Linked DNA regions of Homo sapiens: region 2 is linked to region 1. The links are chromatin loops, found by intact Hi-C in ENCODE. Cell type or tissue: ascending aorta. All regions are shown on one strand. Each heading gives the region's core, and the rest is flanking DNA. Links, peaks and the distances in the headings are about the cores only.

Region 1 (2,801 bases), core at 29-2,528:
AGAAGACCGGCACCAGGGGATCTTTAGATTAGAAACTCTAATTAGCGAGTTCAGATTAGAAAGGGTCTGGGGATCCTTAGCACTTAGAATAGCCCTGGATACTAGCCCGGCGAGGTGGTTCACGCCAATAATCGCTGCAACTTGGGAGGCTGAGTGGGGCGGATCGCTTGAACCCAGGAGTTCAAGGCTGTGGTGAGCCATGCTCGCACCACTGCACTCCAGCCTGGGCGACAGAGCAAGACCCCGTTTCTTAAAGAAAAAAAAAAAAAAACAAAAACCATTAAAGTATAACTGGACTGGTGGTTCTTAACTAAGGAGGATTCTGCCCCCAAGGAACACGTGGAAATGCATGGAGACATTTTTAGGTGTCACGACTGAGGGGGAGGGGGTACTACTGGCATCTAGTGGGTGGAGGCCAGGGATGCTGCTCAACACCCTACAAATGCACAGGATAGCAGCCCCCACCCCAGCTACCCGCCCCTTCCCCGCCCACCCCCGCCCCCCCAGCAAAGAATGATCCAGCTCCTAATGTTGGTAGAGTTGAAGTTGACAAAATCCTCCTCCAGGCCGGGCGCGGTGGCTCACTCCTGTAATCCCAGCACTTTGGGAGACCGAGGCGGGCAGATCGCCTGAGGTCAGGAGTTGGAGATCAGCCTGACAAACATGGCGAAACCCCGTCTCTACTAAAAATACAAAAAATTAGCCGGGTGTAGTGGCGCGTGCCTGTAATCCCAGCTACTTGGGAGGCTGAGGCAAGAGAATCGCTTGAAGCCGGGAGGCAGAGGTTGGAGTGAGCCGAGATTACGCCACTGCACTCCAGCCTGGGTGACAGAGCAAGACTCTGTCTCAAAAAAAAAAAAAAAGAAAGAAAAGAAAAAAAGAAGAAAATCCTTCTCCTGGCATACTGTAGACACTTAATAAATGCTGGATGCCTGAATACTAGTTGGGTTCCAGCAGGGCTACAGGCCATCCTCCAGCTCCCCCTTGAGTGGAAGTGGAGAGATGCAGGGTAGATGGGAGGAGGGACTTTTGGATGCTGTGGGCCATGTGTGTATGGCGGAGTCCCAGGGAAGCCTGGCCTCTCTCCACCCTCTTGCCCCCGCCTACCTTGAGCCCTGCGTCTTCTGCAGATCCTGCTCCTGGCATTCCTGAAGCTCATCGACGAGGGCAGCCACATGGTGATGCTGGAATGCCCTGAGACGGTCAACACGCTGCTCCACGAATTCCTGCTCTGGGAGCCCGAGCCCTCGCCCAAGGCTCTACCGGAGCCACTGCCGGCGCCTCCAGAAGACAAGAAGTAGCCGCTGGGCCGGCGGGGCATCGCTTGGTGAGCACAGCCGCAGCAGGAGGAGGCCCGAGCCTGCGCCAGGTCTGCAGCGCAGACCACCTGGGCGGGCCGTTCGCTCCGGTGGGCGGGGCCAGGTCAGGGAGACGCCCCCAGGCTGCCTGGGCGGGGCGTGGCATCCGAGGGAGCCCAGCGGACATTCCGCTCTCCGCTTCCGTCCCGCGGGGCCCATCGGCGTTTTGGGGCCGCAGCCGGGACCCTCACGGAAGATGACCTTGTACAGAAGCTCTCCCTCACCTTCCCCCCAACGCCACGGCCAAGGCAGGCCCCCCACCCCGCTGTCTTCCGTGTCAGCCGTGCTTGATCCTGGGACCCACGAGCCCCACAGGGACCCTCGAGGCCCCATCCCGTTATCCGAGACCCTTCCTACCCCCCATTCCTCGGCGCTGGGAGCTATTTTTGCCCAAGGGGGGGGGATGGGGGGGCTGGCGCCACCGAACCTGCACATCTCAACTTGTAACTCAATAAACAGAAGTGACAATCGGAGTCTCCGGACCTGTGCTGGGTGACCACAGGGCAGGGTGTTCGCCGCCTGGAGCCTCAGTTTTCCCATCTGCAGACTGGGCTCAGGCTGGTGCCTCGCGCTCAGGATCGACTTCGACAATGTCTGGTGTCCACGTTAGCTTCCTGAATTTCCCCTCGTACCTCAGAAGGCTGAGGCTCCTTGGACAGTATCCCCCAGGGCAGGAGGCAACTTATCAAGAGGTGACCCCGGCCGGACGTGGTGACTCACGCCTGTAATCCCAGCACTTTGGGAGGCCGAGGAGTATCGCCTGAGGTCAGGAGTTCGAGAACAGCCTGGCCAAAATGGTGAAACCCCGTCTCTATTTAAAAATGCAGACAGGCCAGGCGCGGTGGTTCACGCCTGTAATCCCAGCACTTTGGGAGGCAGAGGTGGGGGGATCACGAGGTCAGGAGATCGAGACCATCCTGGCTAACACAGTGAAACCCCGTCTCTAGTAAAAAATACAAAAAATTAGCTGGGCGTGGTGGCGGGCGCCTGTAGTCCCAGCTACTCGGGAGGCTGTGGCAGAAGAATGGCGTGAACCCGGGAGGCGGAAATTACAGTGAGCCGAGATCGTGCCACTGCACTCCAGCCTGGGTGACAGAGCGAGACTCCATCTAAAACAAACAAACAAACAACAACAACAACAACAACAAAAAACAAAGACAAGCCAGGAATGGTGGCACGCGCCTGTGGTCCCAGCTACTCGGGGAGCCTGAGGCAGGAGAATCGCTTGAACCCAGGAAGTGGAGGTTGCGGTCAGCTGAGATCGTACCACTGCACTCCAGCCTGCGCAACAAGGCGATACTCCTTCTCAAAAAAAAACGAGATGAGCCCTTCCCTGGCCGGAAGAGATCCAACCGAGGTTTAGGTGAAGATCAGTGGGTGTTGCATGGAATTAGAGCTGCCATAATTGAGTGCCCACTGTTTTCCAGGCTGTGTGTTGAATGC
Region 2 (2,801 bases), core at 80-2,579, 170 kb before region 1:
CTTTTTTCCTATCCTCCCTTTTCCCCCTCCATCTTACCAGTTTGTTTGTTTGTTTTGAGATGGAATCTTACTCTGTCACACAGGCTGGAGTGCAATGTCTCAATCTTGGCTCACTGCAACCTCCGCCTCCTGGGTCCACGCGATTCCTGCCTCAGCCTCCCCAGGAGCTGGGATTACAGGCGCATGCCACCAAGCCTAGCTAATTATGTATTTTTGGTAGAGACAGGGTTTCACCATGTTGACCAGGCTGGTCACGAACTTCTGATCTCAAGCGATCCGCCTGCCTTGGCCTCCCAAAGTGCTGGGATTACAGACGTGAGGCACCACACCCAGCCAAGAGTTCTAGTTTCTAAAACCTACCTTGGGAAAGAGGGATTCTAGTTTTTATGGCCAGCCTTGGGGGAGAATAGATCTGAGACACAAGAGGGCAGGAGAAGGTCAGAGAAAAACTTTTGCTTCTGAGATCTTCATTTTGGGGTGTTTTTTTTCTTTCTTTCTTTCTTTCTGTCTGTCTGTCTGTCTCTCTCTCTCTCTCTCTCTCTCTCTCTCTCTCTCTCTCTCTTTCTCTCTCTCTTTCTTTTTTTCAGTCGGAGTCTTGCTCTGTCACCCAGGCTGGAGTGCAGTTGCCCAATCTCAGCTCACTGCGACTTTTGCCTCCCGGGTTCAAGAGATTCTCCTGCCTCAGCCTCCCGAGTAGCTGGGATTACAGATGCACACAACCGTGCCTGGCTAATTTTTGTATTTTTAGTAGAGATGGGGTTTTGCCATGTTGGCCAGGCTGGTCTCAAACTCCTGACCTCAAGTGATCCCCCACCTCGGCCTCCCAAAGTGCTGGGATTACAGGCATGAGCCACTGAGCCCGGCCTGGGTATTATTTTCTGAGCCCCCTAAAACAGCACGGGTATACAGCAGCCTCTGCCCCCAGTTGTTTTCCTAAAATACAAAATCTCCCAATTCACAAACACAGCTGTCCCCAGGGATTTCAGATGAGGGATTGGGGACTGTCCTATCCCCAGGAAACTGAGATGTGGACCAGGGAGTAAAACTCAGGCTTCCGGGCCAAACTGCTCTCTGCTCGTTTCTAGCCAGGTAGTCTTGGACTGATCACCTCTGTGGGCGGCAAGCCACCCAGGTGCCGAGGCAAGAGACCGAGGGCACAAACTGTTCCAGTATAATAAACAAAATATATAGAATAAGAATAGTTATACAAGAAATAGAATATAGATATGATTATATATGAATATTATTAATCATTCGTTAGTTTGTAGCATTACTCTTTATTCCAATATTAAAATAATCTCTGTTCTACAATTATAACCTAGGAAAAACCAGGCCATACAGAGGTAGGAGCTGAAGGGACACAGTGAGAAGTCACCAGAAGACAAGTGTGAGCCCTCTGTCATGCCCGAACAGGGCCACTAGAGGGCTCCCTGGTCTAGCGGTAACGCCAGCGCCTGGGAAGGCACCCATTACTTAGCCGACCTGGAAAGGGAGTCTCCCTTTCCCCAGGGGAGTTAGAGAAGACTCTGCTCCACCACCTCTTGTGGAAGGCCTGACATTAGTCAGGCCCGCCCGCAGCCATCCAGAGGCCTAAACGTGCCCCTGTGATGCTGTGCTTCAGCGGTCACGCTCCCGTTTACAACATCAGTCATTGGATTTAGGGCCCACTCAGATAATCCAGGATGATGTCATCTCAAGATCCTTAACTAAGTAACACCTGCAAAGACTCCTTCCAAACAAGGTCCCATTAACAGGTTCCGGGGGCGAAGGCATGGATATATCTTTTTGTGGGGAGCCTGTAGTTCAACCCACTACAGAAGGAGGAAAGATGAGAGCTATGGTTCTCAACAGAGGCCACATGGACTTCAAAGATGAAAGTGTTTACCTCCTAGTCCTCTACAGACAAGAGGCACAGAGCCCTGGACTAGAGCTTCTTTCTTTCTTTCTTTCTTTCTTTCTCTCTCTCTCTTTCTTTCTTTTGTCTTTCTATCTTCCTTCCCTCCTTCCTTCCTTCTCTTTCTTTCTTTTCTTTCTTTCTTTTTCTTTTTTTTTGAGACAGAGTCTCACTCTGTCGCCAGGCTGGAGTGCAGTGGCGTGATCTTGGCTCATTGCAACCTCCTCCTGCCGGGTTCAAGCGATTCTCCTGCCTCAGCCTCCCAAGTAGCTGGGACTACAGGCATGTGCCACCATGCCCAGCTAATTTTTGTATTTTTAGTAGAGACAGGGTTTCACCATGTTGGCCAGGATGGTCTTGATCTCTTGACCTCATGATCCACCTGCCTTGGCCTCCCAAAGTGCTGGGATTACAGGCATGAGCTACCGCGCCCCGCCCCTTGTTTCCTTTTTATTGTTGAGACAGGGTCTCAGTCTGTGGCCAAGGTTGGAGTGCAGTGGCACGATCCCAGCTCACTGCAGCCTTGACCTCCTGGGCTCAGGAGGGAGAGGCTCCCACCCCAGCCTCTCGAGTACCTGGAACCACAGGCGTGTGCCACCACACCTGGCTAATTTTTGTAGAGACAGGGTTTTGCCACATTGCCTAGGCTGGTCTTGAACTCCTGGGGTCAAGCTATCTTCCTGCCTTGGCCTGCCAAATTGCTGCGATTACAAGCATGAGCATGAGCCACTGTGCCATACCTAGATCTGCTTGCATTTATTTATTTATTTATTTATTTAGACAGGGTCTCACTCTATTGCCTGGGGGCTGGAGTACAGAGGCATCATCTCAGTTCCCGGCATCCCTGACCTCCCAGGCTCAAGTCATCCTCCAGCCTCAGCACCCTCAAGTAGCTGGGACTACAGGT

The links. A loop is a pair of places that touch in the nucleus more often than their neighbours do. Peaks named below come from ENCODE experiments on the same cell type or tissue, not always from the same donor. Only the 100,000 strongest peaks of a DNase experiment are listed, where the experiment ranks them.
Region 2: a loop joins it to region 1, with 3 times the contacts of the local background. A loop is called at or near these places in 13 of 110 quality-filtered maps.

Annotation. Positions count from the first base shown.
Region 1 is chr19:17,291,161-17,293,961 of GRCh38, reverse strand. It overlaps ABHD8 (abhydrolase domain containing 8), which reads left to right. Exons shown (of 5, transcript NM_024527.5): 5 at 1,131-1,831. The coding sequence ends at 1,301. It also overlaps a transcript of MRPL34 not described here. Among named protein-coding and RNA genes, the nearest start is that of ANKLE1, 11 kb to the right of the region's middle. RefSeq lists enhancers at 1-57, 1,197-1,286 and a silencer at 1,357-1,536. In ascending aorta, for the core only: a CTCF peak has its summit at 989; DNase peaks (open chromatin) are centred at 1,021 and 1,361; H3K4me3 peaks cover 1,184 bases; H3K27ac peaks cover 958 bases.
Region 2 is chr19:17,465,052-17,467,852 of GRCh38, reverse strand. No RefSeq gene overlaps it. Among named protein-coding and RNA genes, the nearest start is that of SLC27A1, 4.1 kb to the left of the region's middle. RefSeq lists an enhancer at 1,316-1,365. In ascending aorta, for the core only: a CTCF peak has its summit at 1,411 (motif pointing right); a DNase peak (open chromatin) is centred at 1,442.